Linked DNA regions of Homo sapiens: region 1 is linked to region 2. A link is a loop called in an ENCODE intact Hi-C map of the cell type or tissue named here. Cell type or tissue: GM12878. All regions are shown on one strand. Region 1 holds the start of LOC124904926 (a long non-coding RNA gene). Region 2 overlaps B4GALT5 (beta-1,4-galactosyltransferase 5).

What was found. Hi-C counts contacts between places; a loop is a spot of excess contacts. Peaks named below come from ENCODE experiments on the same cell type or tissue, not always from the same donor. Only the 100,000 strongest peaks of a DNase experiment are listed, where the experiment ranks them.
Region 1: it touches region 2 in a loop (3-fold over the local background); 20 of 110 quality-filtered maps call a loop at or near these places.

Annotation. Positions count from the first base shown.
Region 1 is chr20:49,627,675-49,635,674 of GRCh38, reverse strand. B4GALT5 (beta-1,4-galactosyltransferase 5) reads left to right here. Exons shown (of 9, transcript NM_004776.4): 9 at 1-2,730. LOC124904926 (a long non-coding RNA gene) reads left to right here and starts at 3,479. Exons shown (of 2, transcript XR_007067638.1): 1 at 3,479-3,739; 2 at 4,359-5,891. RefSeq lists enhancers at 3,732-4,414, 4,465-4,784, 5,015-5,064. In GM12878, no CTCF peak of the experiment used is centred here; a DNase peak (open chromatin) is centred at 4,964; H3K4me3 peaks cover 275 bases; H3K27ac peaks cover 2,117 bases.
Region 2 is chr20:49,701,728-49,709,727 of GRCh38, reverse strand. The region is part of intron 1 of B4GALT5 (beta-1,4-galactosyltransferase 5); the gene reads left to right. Among named protein-coding and RNA genes, the nearest start is that of B4GALT5, 8.2 kb to the left of the region's middle. In GM12878, no CTCF peak of the experiment used is centred here; DNase peaks (open chromatin) are centred at 4,177 and 4,755; H3K4me3 peaks cover 4,343 bases; H3K27ac peaks cover 4,970 bases.

The DNA.
Region 1 (8,000 bases), 74 kb after region 2:
CTTTTTAAAATTTAATTTTCTAGCTGGCTCCAATTCAAATTGAGGATTTATGTATTAGGCCACTTACTTGGTTGGCAAGTGCAGGAACTCAGTTAAAATGCAGTTGAAGAATGTCATCTCCCGAATTGCTGTCACTTTGGCGAGGGAGTGGATATAGGGCATGTCACAAAAGAACAAAATAACCCGACCTTTATTGCTGGGAGCTGGCTTCTGTCCCTTTCTTCCCCCCCCCACGAGTCTTGCCCTTGACTTCTGCTCTGGATTCACTCTTCCCTGTCGGCCGCGCATGTGCTCATCCCACTCTCCGCTAAGCGGGAGGCTGCTGTTAGAGCAGGCTGCTTCCTGCCTAAAGCAGGCCCTTCGGGGCTCGCTGCACACACATCTCTGGCTCTCCAGGCTTCGTGTTCTGTCTTTTCATCAGCATGGCGGGGCGGGGGGCGGGGGGCGGGGGTGTGTATGGGAATCCCTCCCCCTCTTACTTTTTCTCTTGTGGAACTTGGCCACAGTTTCTGAACAATGTGCCTACATTACCAGCTGGCTTCAGTGATTCCTCTGTGTCCCTTTTTGGTTTCTGGAAAGATTCTTTGTCAACATTAGTAACTGATACATAGAACCAAGGAGCACTCAAATAGGGAGCCAGGAGCCAGGGAGCTGGTGACACTTGTGTGCTGTGGGGCAGCTGGGATCCAGGTAAGACCGGATTGAAGCTTTGAAATTAGACTAACAAAGCTCCAGACAGCAAGAGCCCAGGTGCACTGCTCACACCCCCACCTGCATTTTGAAGTCATATTATTTTTTGTTTTGTTTTTTAAGACGGTCTGGCTCTGTCGCCTAAGCTGGAGTGTGGTGGCACGATCACAGCTCACTGCAGCCTCCATCTCCTAGGCTCAAGCCATTTTCCCACCTCAGCCTCCCGAGTAGCTGGGACTACAGGTGCACACCACCACACCTGGCTAATTTTTTGTATTTTTAGTAGAGACAGGGGTTTCTTCCATGTTGCCCAGGCTGGTCTCGAACTCCTGGACTCAAGCAATCCGCCCACCTTGACTTCCCAAAGTGCTGGGATTATGGGCGGGTGTGAGCCATTGCGCCCAGCCTTGAAGTCATGTTCTAAATTGTATTTGAATTTGTGCCTCTTTGTTTTTCCCCAAACCAAAGCCCTCAAATTGTAGTCTCTGTCGGCTTCTGCAGAATTCTGGAAAATGCCAGTTTTCCTCCCCCGCCCTTGTTTTCCATAAAACATATTTATATATTGTGATGAGGAGTACTTTCTGAAGAGTACTTCGTATTTTTTTTTAATTGCCTTGTTTGCCTTCAACTTCCTTGATTTTCATAGTTTACATGGGTGTGTGTAGGGGTGTGTGTGTGTATGTGTGTGGGTTAGGGCTTTTTTCGTTGCATGTGATGGTTCTGTGGACATATGATCCCCACAAACTGTGGGAGTGATTGGCCAGGCCTTGTTTTGTTTGTTTGTTTGTTTGTGTTTTTGTTCTTTTGAAGAATAGAGTGGTATTTAGAAAATAAATTGCATTGCAAAGCTCTTATCGGCTCATATGAGAGAGCAGGTTCCTGCCCTTGAAAATGCCGGTAAGCTATAGCATATGTTTTTTAAGACTTAAGCATTTCATGCTTTAAAATACCTTCACAAGTGAACATTACACACAGAAGTTCATTTGGTTTTCCTTTGTTTTATGGTGCATATAGCAATAAAGACCCCCCTCCACCCTGCAACCCCCATCCCCCACCGGGCCTTTGTCCCTGCCTTGGCTTTTCTCCCCTTCTCATTCTCCTCTCCCCTTTCCTCACTGAAGGCTGTGAGTTGCTTTCAATGTGACAACACTATGATGTCATTTGGAAGGATTTGCCAGGACAGACTGATTCTGAGTCCTGGGTGCCGTATGTGTATGCGGCAGTGTTGTCAGGCGATCTTGTTTGAAGCTCTATGTTGCCATAATTACCATCAAGTACACACTGTTGGCAAAAGGCTAACACCTGACTTTAGAAAATGCTGATTTGAGAACAAAAGGAAAGGTCTTTTTTCACTGCTTAAAGTGGGGTCACTTTGATACCTTTGCGGTCATGTCTGTGTCTGATGAGTGTAGAATCTCTGGATGTGCACTGTCAGTCATGTGTCCACCAGGCCTCGAATATCATATGGGAAATGTCATAGTTAAAAACGTACAGCCAGGCCCGTGTGCTGTTAATAGTGTGAAATTGTCATGTTAAAAAAAAAAACAGGAACCAAATGTGACCTTGTGCATATATTGGTAGCTGAAAATCTTCAAGGCTACTGATGGGTGGCCCCTTAATCTTGTCTTTGATTGCTGTGTGCAGGGAAAGGTGTCCCCGTTTGTTCATGCTGTTTTGGGGGGTGGGGGGGTATTTGCAAGAATACTCATTTTGACATAATAGGTCCTCTTGTCAGAGATCCTCTACCACAGACATTAATAGCTGAGCAGGAGCCACATGGATTGATTGTATCCACTCACCATTGACGATGGCATTGAGCGTAGCTAGCTTATTTCCATCACTACGTGTTTTTGAGCTTGCTCTTACGTTTTAAGAGGTGCCAGGGGTACATTTTTGCACTGAAATCTAAAGATGTTTTAAAAAACACTTTTCACAAAAATAGTCCTTTGTCATTACATTATTTACTCATGTGTTTGTACATTTTTGTATGTTAATTTATGAATGATTTTTTCAGTAAAAAATACATATTCAAGAACCAAACCTTGGTGGTCATTTCTCTTTGTGTAGGACAGTTTGGGTCCTTGGGGGTCTTTCCTTTTTCCTTTCCTTTCCTACAGGAGTTCAACTTAAGGCAGCTCAGCTGAGCTCTGGGTCTTGCTGGGGTAAATACTGCCTGACCCGTGCTGCAGGTGAACGGGCTGAGTAAAAAGCTACGCAGTGTAACAGAAGCAGTCCTCCACTGTGCTGCCCAGGCATGCCCACGCTTGGGTTTTCTTTCAAGAATCACCCAGGTGGTACCAAGAAAGTTGCATAAGACACTTGAGTGAGGGGACTTGGGGGTGAAGGGGGTGGTGAGGGTTGATGGAGTTTGATTCCAGAAGGTTCTCTGGGATCAGTGTAGGGTTTATATGCCAGATTCTGCTCAGAGATTGTCATCATGGCTTCTATGTGTTGAATGTTTGCCACTCACAGTATTAATAGTGTCAGATGCCGGGGACATAATAATAGAGAAAATAAGACAGGATCAGTGGACTCATTAAACTTACGGTCCACTGGGGGGTATGATTAAAATTGTATCCTCAATACCTGGTCCAAAAGGGGAAGCTGCAGGTGACGAGTGCATGGTAGGGTGGGCATTCCAGTTGGGAATGTAGGGAAGGTGGAAGCAAGTGAGCTAGGGGGAGACAAGGAGCGTGTGGCACACAGCTGCAGGGCAGGGAGGAAGCCAGCGTGGCTGGAGTAGAGGGGGCAGGGGGGCGCACAGGGGGAGGAGTTTGCATTTCATCCTTAGAGCAGTGGATTCAAGAGTTTTCAGCAGGCAGGGCTGCGTGATGCGATTCGGATTCCATAGCAACTTTGAGAGATGGCTCTGGTTGCAGGGAGAACGAGCGATGGTACAGAAGCAGAAGAGAAGCAGGGGCGAGTGAGATGGGTGCAGGGACGACGGAGGAGGGGAGACTGGGAGATACTGAGGTCGTGCTCCCAGGACCTGCCAGGGGTGATGGGGATGGAGGACTCCACCTAAGCTGCTGGCTTCCCACTTGCACAGGTAACAGGGCCATTCCCTGAGATGGGGGCACTAGAGTCAGACCAGATTGGCGGGATAGATACGAGATCAGTTGTGACTGCTGAGTTCAGGGAGTTTTGAGACAACCTGGCAGAGACAGCAGGGTGGGGGCTACAGGCAGACTGGGGAGTCTTTGGGTGGAGGAGGTTAGTAAGGACCCAGCAGCGGGTGAGATTGCTGGGGGATTGAGAACAGGAAGCATGGAGTAAGAGAAGGCAGCAGCCTTGGCCCAGCCTCTGAGAACCTGGTTGAGAAAAGGAGGATGAGTGAGCAGGAGGAGGGGTGGGAGGACAAGCAGGCCAAGAGGGAGAGTGGTCAGCCGTGCTGAAGGCAGCAGAGAAGCGATACAAGAGGAAGAGGGAGAAGCAGTGAGTTGGCAGTGGCCAGGTGTTGGAAATGTGGCAGGAGCCGTTTTGCTGACCTGATGGGGTGGAAGGAGGAGATAGCAGCAGAGTGGGTGTCTCTTGGATTTCCTGGGAAGGGGTGGAAAGAGGAGGTCAGGGCCACAGGAAGCGCGGGAAGCTGGGGGTGGGAGGTGAGGTGGGGTTGGGTTTTGGTTTTCCCACAAGAGAAGCTTGAGTGTGTTTCTTCTGAACCACAGGGAATGTCTGAGAGAGCACAGCTGAATACGTACAAGAGACCAGGTGATCTGGTGGGAATGTCCCTGAACTACTGGCAGGAGATGAGATTCAAACCAGAAAAACCAAACAGAAGGAACGAGGAGCTCTGTATAGGCCATCCCATTGGCAGACACACACCCCGTGAAGACTGTTGTTGCTGTGGAGGTCAGAGATCCCTTCCAGCCAGCTGCTGGAATTGGGATTCAGCAGAACTGATTCCTGGCACTACCACGTCCTCCATACTCTCAACATTTTTTTTTTTTAGTTTTCAGGGAAGTCCAGTAATAAAAATAGTTCCTATTTATTGAGTACTTGCTATGTGCCAGGGCCTATGCTAAGTGCATTGCACACCGTGAGTCCTCAACCCTTGAGAGGCGGGCACTGCCCCTTGTTCTGGAGCACGGCTTCTCCACATTGCTCTTGACAAATGGGGGAGCTGTCCTGCTCATTGTCGGGTGTTCAGCAGCACCCCTGGCCTCCTCCCTCTAGGTACAAACCCAAATGGAACAGCTACTCTAGACAAACTGAAGCCACAGCTTGCCTGAGGTCACAAAGCTAGCAGCTGAGCCGGCTGGGGACATTTTTGCCCCAGGGAAGACGCTCTTAACCCCTAGGCTGCTTCTGCTGACCCAACTCTTTTGCATATGTGCTCTAAATAGCTTTTGTTCACAGAGTTGAAAAGTCTATTCTAAAAGTAACGTGAATATGTGCTTGCTGGAAAATAAGTGTTAAACCACTCCTTTAATATTAGCAGTTTGACTGATGTCTACATTTTTTAGTTTTTTTGAGACGGAGTCTCTGTCACCCAGGCTGGAGTACAGTGGCACGATTGTAGCTCACCACAGCCTCAACCTCCTGGGCTCAAGTGATCCTCCCGCCTCAGCCTCCTAAGTAGCTGGGACTACAAGCCCACACCACCACGCTCAGCTAATTTTTATAATTTTTGTATTTCTTGTAGAGATGGGGTTTCACCATGTTGTCCAGATTGGTCTCGAACTCCTGGGCTCCAGCCGTCCTTTTGCCTTGGCCTCCCAAAGTGCTGGGATTCCAGGTGTGAGCCACCATGTCCAGCCATTGGCTGATGTCCAGATCTATACCTGTATACCTATATGCATGCTTAGGAAAACAAAGGCATAGTTTAAAAACCATAAGTTGTCCTGTAATTACTTTTGTTTTGTTTTGTTTTTTCTTAATGTTTCTGGAGACCTCTTTTCCGTGAATGAAGAGCTCCCTCAAATAAAGCCCAGATGTTACCTCCTTGGAGAAGATTTGATGAGCACCCAGTCTGAAATGCCACCTCCCTGTCCCTGTCCCCCCTTACCCTGTTTTATTGATTCACAATATTCTCACTCTGAATCGTACTATATTTTTATTGTTCTTTGTTCATTGGCTGTCAACCCCACTAAAATATAATCCCCATGAAGGCAGAGACTGTTTTGTTTTCTGCTCTATCCCCAGAGCTAAGAACTGGTCTTAGCACATAGTAGTTGCTCAATAAATATTTGTTGCATGAATGACTGAACCTATCTTATTATTTGAATTGTGACACATGGTAATCTCTTGTGTGGATGTATGTAATTTAGCCATTCCCCTCCTAATGGACATGGAGGTAGTTTCCAGTTTTCCACTATCACATTATATGCACCACAGTGAACACAGATGCACATCAATCCATGTGCACATATATGTGTAGGCCAACTTGAGAGAGTCAAGAAATGAAATTGTTGGAGCAAGGGATACACACCCACACCCACACACACACACACACACATATATATGCACACATGCACACACAAATACATACATATATTTATTTGTTTATGATATAAGGTCTCACTCCGTCACCCCAGGCTGGAGTGCAGTGGTGCGATCATGGGTCACTGCAGCCTCAACCTCCCGGGCTCAAGCTATCTTCCCAACTCAGCTTCCTGAGTAGCTGAGACCACAGGCACACACACCACACCTGGCTAATTAGTGTATTTTTTGTAGAGACAGGGTCTTACTATGTTACCCACACTGGTCTCAAATTCCTGGGATCAAGTGATCCACCCGCCTTGTCCTCCCAAAGTGTTGGGATTACAGGCGTCAGCCATCACGCCCCACCTGCACATTTTAAATGTTGAAGGAGCCTACCAAGTTGTCCTACAAAAAGGCAGTATGAATTAATCCTTCTACCATCAGTGAATGATCATGCTATTTATATCTTTAACCCCTGGAATTAAAGGGGATTTTGTGTATGATATGGTCAGGAGGGGCGGTCTATAATTTATTTTTTCCAAATGGATTGCTAATTGTCTCAACAGTATTTATTGAACAATCAATAATTTCCCCATGTCTTACACATTAAATTCTGTAGCAAGATTCTTCCATTTCATTGAGCTATTTGTCTTATTATGCCTTACAGTTTTAATTATGATAGCCCTGTAGTATGTTTTTATAAGACAAGTTTATCTCTACTTTCTATATCCTACCCCAAATTTTGTAAACATTTATAGAAGTGTAATATACATACAGAAAAGTCCATAAATCCAAAGCAAACAGCTCTTTTGTCAGGGTGAACATACTTACACAACCCCATTCTCATCAAAATTTTCAGCCAGGCATAGGCAGGAGGGTCACTTGAGGCCAGGAGTTCAAGACCAGCCTGGGCAACATAGTGAAACCCTGTCTCTACAAAAATTTAAGAAAAAATTAGCCAGGTGCAGTGGTGTGTGCCTGTAGTCCCAGCTACCGACGAGGCTGAGGCTGGAGGATCACTTGAGCCCAGGAGAGTGAGGCTACAGTGAGCCATGATTGCACCATTGCACTCCAGCCTGGGTGACACAGAATGAGACTCTGACTCAAAAAAATTGTTTTTCTTGGCTATGTTTATGTATTTTCTCAATCCGGTGAGATTTATTTTGTCAAGTTATATTTAAAAATCTATTTAAGGGCCAGGCATGGTGGCTCATGCCTGTAATCCCAGTACTTTGGAGGCCAAGGCAGGAGGATCACTTGAAGCCAGGAGTTTGAGACCAGCCTGGGCAACAAAGAGACCCTGTCTCTATATTTTAAAAAATTGCTTTTTAAAATCTAGGATCATGACTGACATTGCACTAAATTAATGATCTGGGAAGACAGCATCTTTAGCATCTTTACAGTATTAAGCTTTACCTCTAGACTTACCAAATTCTTTTGCTGAGGTCAGGCGCTGTGGCTCACGCCTGTAATCCCAGCACTTTGGGCGGATCACCTGAGGTCAGGAGTTTGAGACCAGCCTGGCCAACATGGAGAAACCCCGTCTCTACTAAAAATACACAAAAAAATAGCCAGGCATGGCGGCAGGCGCCTGCAATCCCAGCTACTTGGGAGGCTGAGGCAGGAGAATCACTTGAACCCGGGAGGTGGAGGTTGCAGTGAGCTGAGATAGTGCCATTGCACTCCAGCCTGGGCAACGAGAGCGAGACTCTGTCTAAAAAAAAAAAAATGCTAGTTTCCTCCTAACCTGGTACCCTCGATGCCACAGTACCTTGCAGGTGGGCTGTTCTTAATAAATACAGTCACTGAGTAACAATTCAGATTTACCATCACATGCAAACTAGCTGTAAGGGCAAACGGTTAAGGAGGATTTATGCCGCTTGTGA
Region 2 (8,000 bases):
GTGTGATCTCAGCTCACTGCAACCTCTGCCCCCCAGGTTCAAAGGATTCTCCTGCTTCAGCCTCCAGAATAGCTGGGATTATAGGCGCTTGCCACCACTGGCTAATTTTTGTATTTTTAGTAGAGATGGGGTTTTACCATGTTGGCCAGGTTCGTCTCGAACTCCCGACCTCAAGTGATCCACCCACCTCAGTCTCCCAAAGTGCTAGGATTACAGGCGTGAGCCACCGTGCCTGGCCGGGAGTTGTGTTTGTATTGTTAATTTTGGAAGTAGTGTTTTATATCAGCAATTTAAAAGGAGAAGGTTGGGACAGAAAGTGAGAGAGTGAAAGAGAGAAAGTGGTGGATTTGATAAGGAGCAAGGTAATAATGTTGCATAAAAATGTGATGTCCCTTCTCTTCAACCCTCTACCCTCTGGCCTTTATGATTCTCATTTATTTAATCACTTGTTTTATTTGCAATGTTGAAATATCCCTATTCCCTTCAGGGTTCTGCAGAAAACTTTTGAACTTATTTATGACCTGTTAACTTAAAAAAAAATCCGAGAGCTCAGAGTACTTCCGTACTCCAGTCTGATCAGGTCTTTTAAAAGATAACAGAAGCGAGCTATTTATAAATATACATATGAGGTGCTGATTTAAAATCTTAATAAGTTTATGGTACCATCATATGGCAAGGTTGTGTAGAGGTTACTGACCTTAGCAAATTGTCGAAACAGTTATCGGTTTCAAGAGAGGTGCCTGTGCATGGTTAGGGGTAATTGTTTATGCATTGATGACTTTTTTTTTTTTTTTTTGAGATGGAGTCTCGCTCTGTTGCCCAGGCTAGAGTGCAGTGGCGCAATCTCAGCTCACTGCAACCTCCGCCTCCTGGGTTCAAGCAATTCTCCTGCCTCAGCCTCCTGAGTTGCTGGGATTACGGGCACCTGCCACCACACCCGGCTAATTTTTGATGGGGTTTCACCATGTTGGTCAGGCTGGTCTTGAACTCCTGACCTCGTGGTCTGCCCACCTTGGCCTCCCATAGTGCTGGGATTACAGACATGAGCCATTGCGCCTGGCCGATGACATTTTATTAATTGAAATTCTGTTCTACATTTAAACTAATTTTTCTCTTTCCTTGATTACTGAAGAAAAGAGATGGGGAATGATTTTGACATTTTTGGCCTGCTTAGTTCCAAGAGAAATTTGATTTATGGCTGGCTTTTGGAAGGCAGGAGCCAGTAATTCTAATCTTACCTGATTTGATCGAATGACCTTGAGCAAGTGACTTGATTTCAATGATCTGATACTTTCAAAAAATCCCAAAGCCCTTTGAAAAACTAGAACTGCATCTTAGTCAATCTTTTAGAGAATTTTTAAGAAATCATACCTCAATAAAGCTAGTGAGATGCTTTCATATATAGAATGTTGATAATTCATTTACATTCTACATAAACATTGGTCCTAAGATTTTAATTTATTTTTATCTTACTATTTTTTGAGATGAAGTCTCTCGCTCTGTCACCCAGGCTGGAGTGCAGTGGTATGATCTTGGCTCACTGCAACCTCTGCCTCCTGGGTTCAAGTGATCCTCCTGCCTCAGCTTCCCAAGTAGCTGGGATTACAGGCGCCTGCCACCATGCCCAGCTATTTTTTTTTTTTTTTTTGTATTTTTAGTAGAGACGGGGTTTTACCATGTTGGCCAGGCAGGCTGGTCTCAAACTTCTGACCTCAGATGATACGCCCACCAAAGCCTCCCAAAGTGCTGGGATTAGAGGTGTGAGCCACCGTGCCCGGCCATTCCTAAGATTTTAGACAAAAAAAAAAAAAAAAGGCTGGGCAAGGTGGCTCATGCCTTTAATCCCGGCACTCTGGGAAGCCAAGATGGGCGGATTCCTTGTGTCCAGGAGTTCAAGACGATCCTGGGCAACATAGTGAAACCTCGTCTCTACTAAAAATACAAAAAAATTAGTTGGATGTGGTGCCTGCCTGTAATCCCAGCTACTCGGGAGGCTGAGGTCAGAAGATCACCTGAGCCTGGGAGGTCGAGGCTGCAATGAGCCATGATTGAACCACTGCACTCTGTCTGGGTACCCAGAGTGAGACCCTGTCTCCAAACAACGATTTTAGAGAAGATACATGTTTTATATAATCAAATACAACTTTTCCTAATAACCACATGAAAATTTCAGATTTTCCCCATTCAAGTGTAGTCTGAAAATAGCCTTTTTTTTTTCTTGACATGAAAAAGCCCTCTGAATCCCTCAGCACACTCAGTTTCTGAGCTTTCTAGAATGAAATACATATGGGGAAATATGGGTTACTTCACTTCAGAGAATTAAAGAGCCTTATCCCGTGAAGGACACCTTTTTTTTTTGCTCCAAATCCACATGCACTCTTGCGCACATATTTGAGTATAGTGTTGTCCCTTCTTCTTAGGAGGAAGCCGTGTTTGGAGAACAGGTTGATGTTACAAAAGTAAACAGCACCACTTTTGACCAGGACTTTGGTGATGTTTTATGTTCTCTTTGTGGAGTTTTTGCTATATTGGAAGCCAGGTCTTGGGTTTGGAGTTGAAATTTTCTTTAGTAGAAAGAAAGTGGTTGGTTTTGGATAGTCTCAGCCATTCAAACAGTATTAATTACTGTTCCAGGATACCTAGCCGGCAGATGATTCTGTTCCAGCATCAACTCCCCCCGCCCCAGCTGAACAGGCCAGTGGGAGCCTTGTATAATAATCACCAGGAAGGAGGGGCTCTGTGTTGCCATGCCTCTTTAGAGCTCTCTGAGAGAGCAGAAATTCCAAAGCAGCAGAAGGCCAGAATACAATTGACTTCTTGCTTCCCTAAATTTTGCTGCTTTTTAGATCTTGGAAGTATGTTCGGCACATCTAATCACATAAGGCAAAGAAAAACCTTAGCACGTAAGAAGTGAGCAATGTAATGCTGCTGAGGCCTGTCAGAGAAATAGAGAAAAAGGGAGGTTACCACTGGCTAAGACAAACAGATAATCGTAAGCAAGCAGGTTGGGTGTGGGCTGAAGAGAAGAGGCAGGCCTATGTGCACTGTGGGGAAAAGGGCAGTTGTTCTTCACTTTCTAGTAGCCAATAAAGGTATGCTTGCCTTTGCACACGAGTTATGTTTTGTAGAAAATTGTGAGGAAAAATTAATGGGATTTTAAGATCCACTTAAAATCCTGGAGCTACCCAGGTACCCAGCATTTGAGTGTCATGTTATCAGTTATGGGAGATCTTTGAATTCTAAACTTTTGACTACATCTGTCAATTTATAGATGATCATATAAGTCAAGTTGAGTCATTAACTTGCCCAAAGTTGAGAATTATTAAGATATTCCTGAAGCACATACAATGTGGTTGAAAAGAGATCTGGGTTCAGATCAGCTTGGAGTGGGCAGATTCATTTTGTTTTCAAATAGAGGATACTACCTTTCTCAGGCTACTTGTCAGAATTAAGTAGAATATGCACATAAAAGGGCTTAGCACAGAGCTTGACACAAAGGTCCTTATGTTTATGATTTTTTTTTTTTTTTTGAGATGGAGTTTCGCTCTCTTGTTGCCCAGACTGGAGTTCTATGGTGCGATCTTGGCTCACTGCAACCTCCGCCTCCTGGGTTCAAGTGATTCTCAATCTGCTTCACCCTCCTGAGTAGCTGGGATTACAGGCACCTGCAACCATGCCCAGCTAATTTTTTTTTTTTTTTTTGTATTTTTAGTAGAGATGGGGTTTCACCATGTTAGCCAGGCTGGTCTCTAACTCCAGACCTCAGGTGATCCGTCCTCCTTGGCCTTCCAAAGTGCTGGGATTACAGGTGTGAGCCACTGCACCCGGCCTTATGATTCTTATTTATAACCATAGGAGGTGCCCTCTTGGTCTCATGCTCATATTAAACTGAGATTAGGTTTGGGCTCCTGTCTGACTTTACCAATAACTAGGTATGAATTTTTTTTCCTGTTTTCTGTGAACTGAGGAGACTGGACTATTGTGCAGATTCTAGGGTCCCTTTCAGATCTGAAGTTTCATGATTCTGAGCATGTGTGAATTGAACCTTTGAAGTAAAGAAGGAATCATTTTGTCAAGTAAAGACACTGTCTTTTAAAGTTCTGATTTCCCGTTGACTTCATCTCCTCCCCAGACTGCTGCGGTGAGAATGGTGACATGCTTGTGTGTAATCTTCAGACTTTATAGTTTCAGTCTTTGGGGTGAATGGCAAGGTCCCCACTGTGCAGTGCCATTGCTTTCGGACATTAGCCTGGGAACTCCAGACTTCGTGTCTCTACATGGAAATCTGTCTTTGAAATCATTGTCACTAAGGAAGGGAGGGAAAATTGTGCTGTCTTGGTCAAAGGAAAGAAAATCAGAAAGAATTTTTGGAAATATCTTTGGGATGTTAAGACCATTTTTTCCTTTTTTTGGACCATTTTTTTTGTCCTGTGGGCTAATCCTTTTACATTTTGATCTGCTAAGCCAGTCCTTTCCTCTGGCTTCACACTTCAGCTTTTAAGTGTGAAATAGAGCCCCAGACTCATTACCTCAATCCTCTAGGTAGTTGGATGTTAAATGAAAATGAATATTGCATTTGGATTCAGTAATTCTTTTTATATGGTGCCTTTTATACTGAGGAGCATTCCAGCTCCTGCTGGTTGCATGAATTCAGTGTTTTCCCAAGCATGGGAATCACATTAAATAATTTAGAGTGCTGCCCCTTCTCTACTTCCTCTTTTTTTTTTCTCCTTTTGTTAGTTTGAGTAAGCAATTATTAGACCCTGGGTATTGTTCCTCTGCCTTTGCAGGTGACGGAGCTACCCAGGTACTTTGCAGCAATCAGAAGCGAACCTGTTCATTGTTTCTGAGGCACCTTCATTACTGTCATCAATTATGAACAGTTCTCTTAGGTGGTTAGTAGCCTAATTATAAAGATGAAAAATATTGTGGAGTATTGGGTACCGGAAAGAGTAGGTTGTAAGACAGCAATGTTGTGGTTTTTTTTTGTTTTTTTTTGTTTTTTTTTTGAGACAGAGTCTTGCTCTGTCGCCCAGGCTGGAGTGCAGTGGCGGGATCTCGGCTCACTGCAAGCTCCGCCTCCCGGGTTCACGCCATTCTCCTGCCTCAGCCTCCCAAGTAGCTGGGACTACAGGCGCCCGCCACTACGCCCGGCTAATTTTTTGTATTTTTAGTAGAGACGGGGTTTCACCGTTTTAGCCGGGATGGTCTCGATCTCCTGACCTCGTGATCCGCCCACCTCGGCCTCCCAAAGTGCTGGGATTACAGGCGTGAGCCACCGCGCCCGGCCGCAATGTTGTGTTTTTACATGTCAGTGGATCCAGGGTATGCTAGTGAGCACAACTGTATATTATTTTTATTAAAAAGTTGTAGGATATTTAAATATCAGTAAAGAGGTAACTTTTTCCACCCCCTCCCAAGTAGTCCTAAAAGTATGGATAATTGACATTTAAACCTTCTTCTTAATTCTACTGTGTTGAACAATCATAAGCTTGGGAAGATGGAGAGACAGGGTTATTTTTTCCTCACAGAGCTGCTCATTATCCCATTTTAAGTTCTACTTTCAGGAACCAAGCCTAAATTGTATTCCTGATCAGGATGTGTGTATTTGCTGATTGGTAGACTTGGCTGGTGAAGGTCATAAAATAGTGTTTTCCTAAATACTGTGTTGTGTCTTGCTTATGTAATTGAAAAAGGAAAAAAATGTTTTATTCCTGTTCAGAAAAATGACAGAATTGCCAACCTAAGGAAGTCAAACCAGATAGACCAAAAATGATAGTAGACTGACTTTAGGATTCATGATATAGTTATTTTGAATCTGTATTTTTTTTTTTTTCCTGAGATGGAGTCTCACTCAGTTGCCCAGGCTGGAGTGCAGTGGTGCGATCAGGGCTCACTGCAACCCCTGCTTCCTGGGTTCGTGTGATACTGCTGCCTCAGCCTCCTGAGTAGCTGGGATTACAGGCGAGCACCATGACCCCTGGCTATTTTTTTTTTTTTTAGTAGAAATGCGGCTTTGCCGTGTTAGCCAGGCTGGTCTCGAACTCCTGACCTCAGGTGATCCACCTGCCTTGGGCTCCTAAAGTGCTGGGATTACAGGCTTGAGCCACCATGCCCGGCTGAATCTGTATGTTTTAAATAAAAGCATTTAATGCTTTAACTTTTTTAGAAAAGCTCATTTGACCCATATCCTCATAATCTATATAGTCATGAGAGGGAAGTTTTCTGGATTGTAATTTCCTTGTGCCTAGGATGGTGCCCAGCACGTTGTATGTACTTAAATATTTAATGAAATGAAAGAAGAAACTATTGTCTGGGCAGACCAGCCTCTTGGTCGTTGGACTGCATTTACTTTGGGGAAAGGAATTAATTAATCCTGATTTTGAAGTGACTGAATTAATTTTTTCCAAATCTACTTTGTACATTTTTCTTCTTTTGGTGGTAAAATATGAAATTTGCCATGTATCTATTTTAGTAATTTAAGTAATTAAGTGTACAGTTTAGTGGCATAAATTACATTCATAATGTTATGCAGTAATCACTTTTTTTTTTTTTTTTTTTTGAGACGGAGTCTCGCCCAGGCTGGAGTGCAGTGGCGCCATCTGGTCTCACTGCAAGCTCCGCCTCCCGGGTTCGTGCCATTCTCCTGCCTCAGACTGTCGAGTAGCTGGGACTACAGGCACCCACCACCACGCCCGGCTAATTTTTTTGTATTTTTAGTAGAGACGGGGTTTCATCGTGTCAGCCAGGATGGTCTTGATCTCCTGACCTCATGATCCGCCCGCCTCAGCCTCCCAAAGTGCTGACATTACAGGCGTGAGCCACCGCGCCTGGCCAGTAATCACTATTTTTTAGGGTTTTTTTTTGTTTTTTGAGATGGACTCTCGCTCTGTTGCCCATGCTGGAGTGCAGTGGCACTATCACGGCTCACTGCAGCCTCAACCTCTCAGGCTCAAGTAGTTCTCTCACCTCAGCCTCCCAAGCAGCTGAGACCACCAGTGCGTGCCAGCAAGCCCGGCTGATTTTTACATTATTTGTAGAGATGGGATTGCCCTATGTTGCCCAGGCCGGTCTCAAACTCGTGGACTGAAGCCATCCTCCCACCCCCGCCTCCCAGAGTGCTGGGATTACAGGCATGAGCCACCATGCCCGGCCTGTTAGGAGTTCTTTACGGATTCTGAATAATATTAAACCTTTATCAGATACATGATTTACAAATATTTTCTATTCTGTGGGTTGTCTTTTCACTTCTGATAGTGTCCTTTGATGCACAAAAAAGTTTTTAATGAGGCCCAATTTACCTAATTTTTTGTTTATGCTTTTAAAATACACTACTTTGTAAATATTATCACTTACCTTTTGCTCCCTACAGTGTGCCCATTCTTTTTCTGCCCATGAAGGTCTTTATAAGCTACTGATGTGATTTTTGAGAAAGCAGGAGTCATGGTTTTTTTTGTTTGTTTGTTTCTCTTGCTCTAACGTGTTTAAGTTTGAAGCTGTTTTCTTTCTTTATTATTCTCTGTCTTTATTCATTTATTTAGATTCGGATTCGGCAGGCGACACGGGATTTATTTTTTGCCATACAGGAATGAAAAGACATGATGATTTCGAAGATAGGGAAAAGCACATTTTGTTTGGTATTTCCTTTTTTTGTTGTTGTTTTTTGAGGTGGAATCTTACTGTCACCCAGGCTGTAGTGCAATGGCATGATCTCAACTCACTGCAACCTCTGCCTCCTAGGTTCAAGTGATTCTCCTGTCTCCGCCTCCTGAGTAGCTGGGGTTACAGGCGCATGCCACCACCCCCAGCTAATTTTTTTATTTTTGGTAGAGATGGGGTTTCACCATTTTGGTCAGGCTGGTCTTGAACACCTGATCCACCTGTCTTGGCTTCCCAAAGTGCTGGGATTACAGGCATGAGCCACCACGCCTAGCCTGTTTGGTATTTTCTTAGCCCCAAATCTCCATTAATCAGCATCATTTATGTTTTGGTGTTTAGTA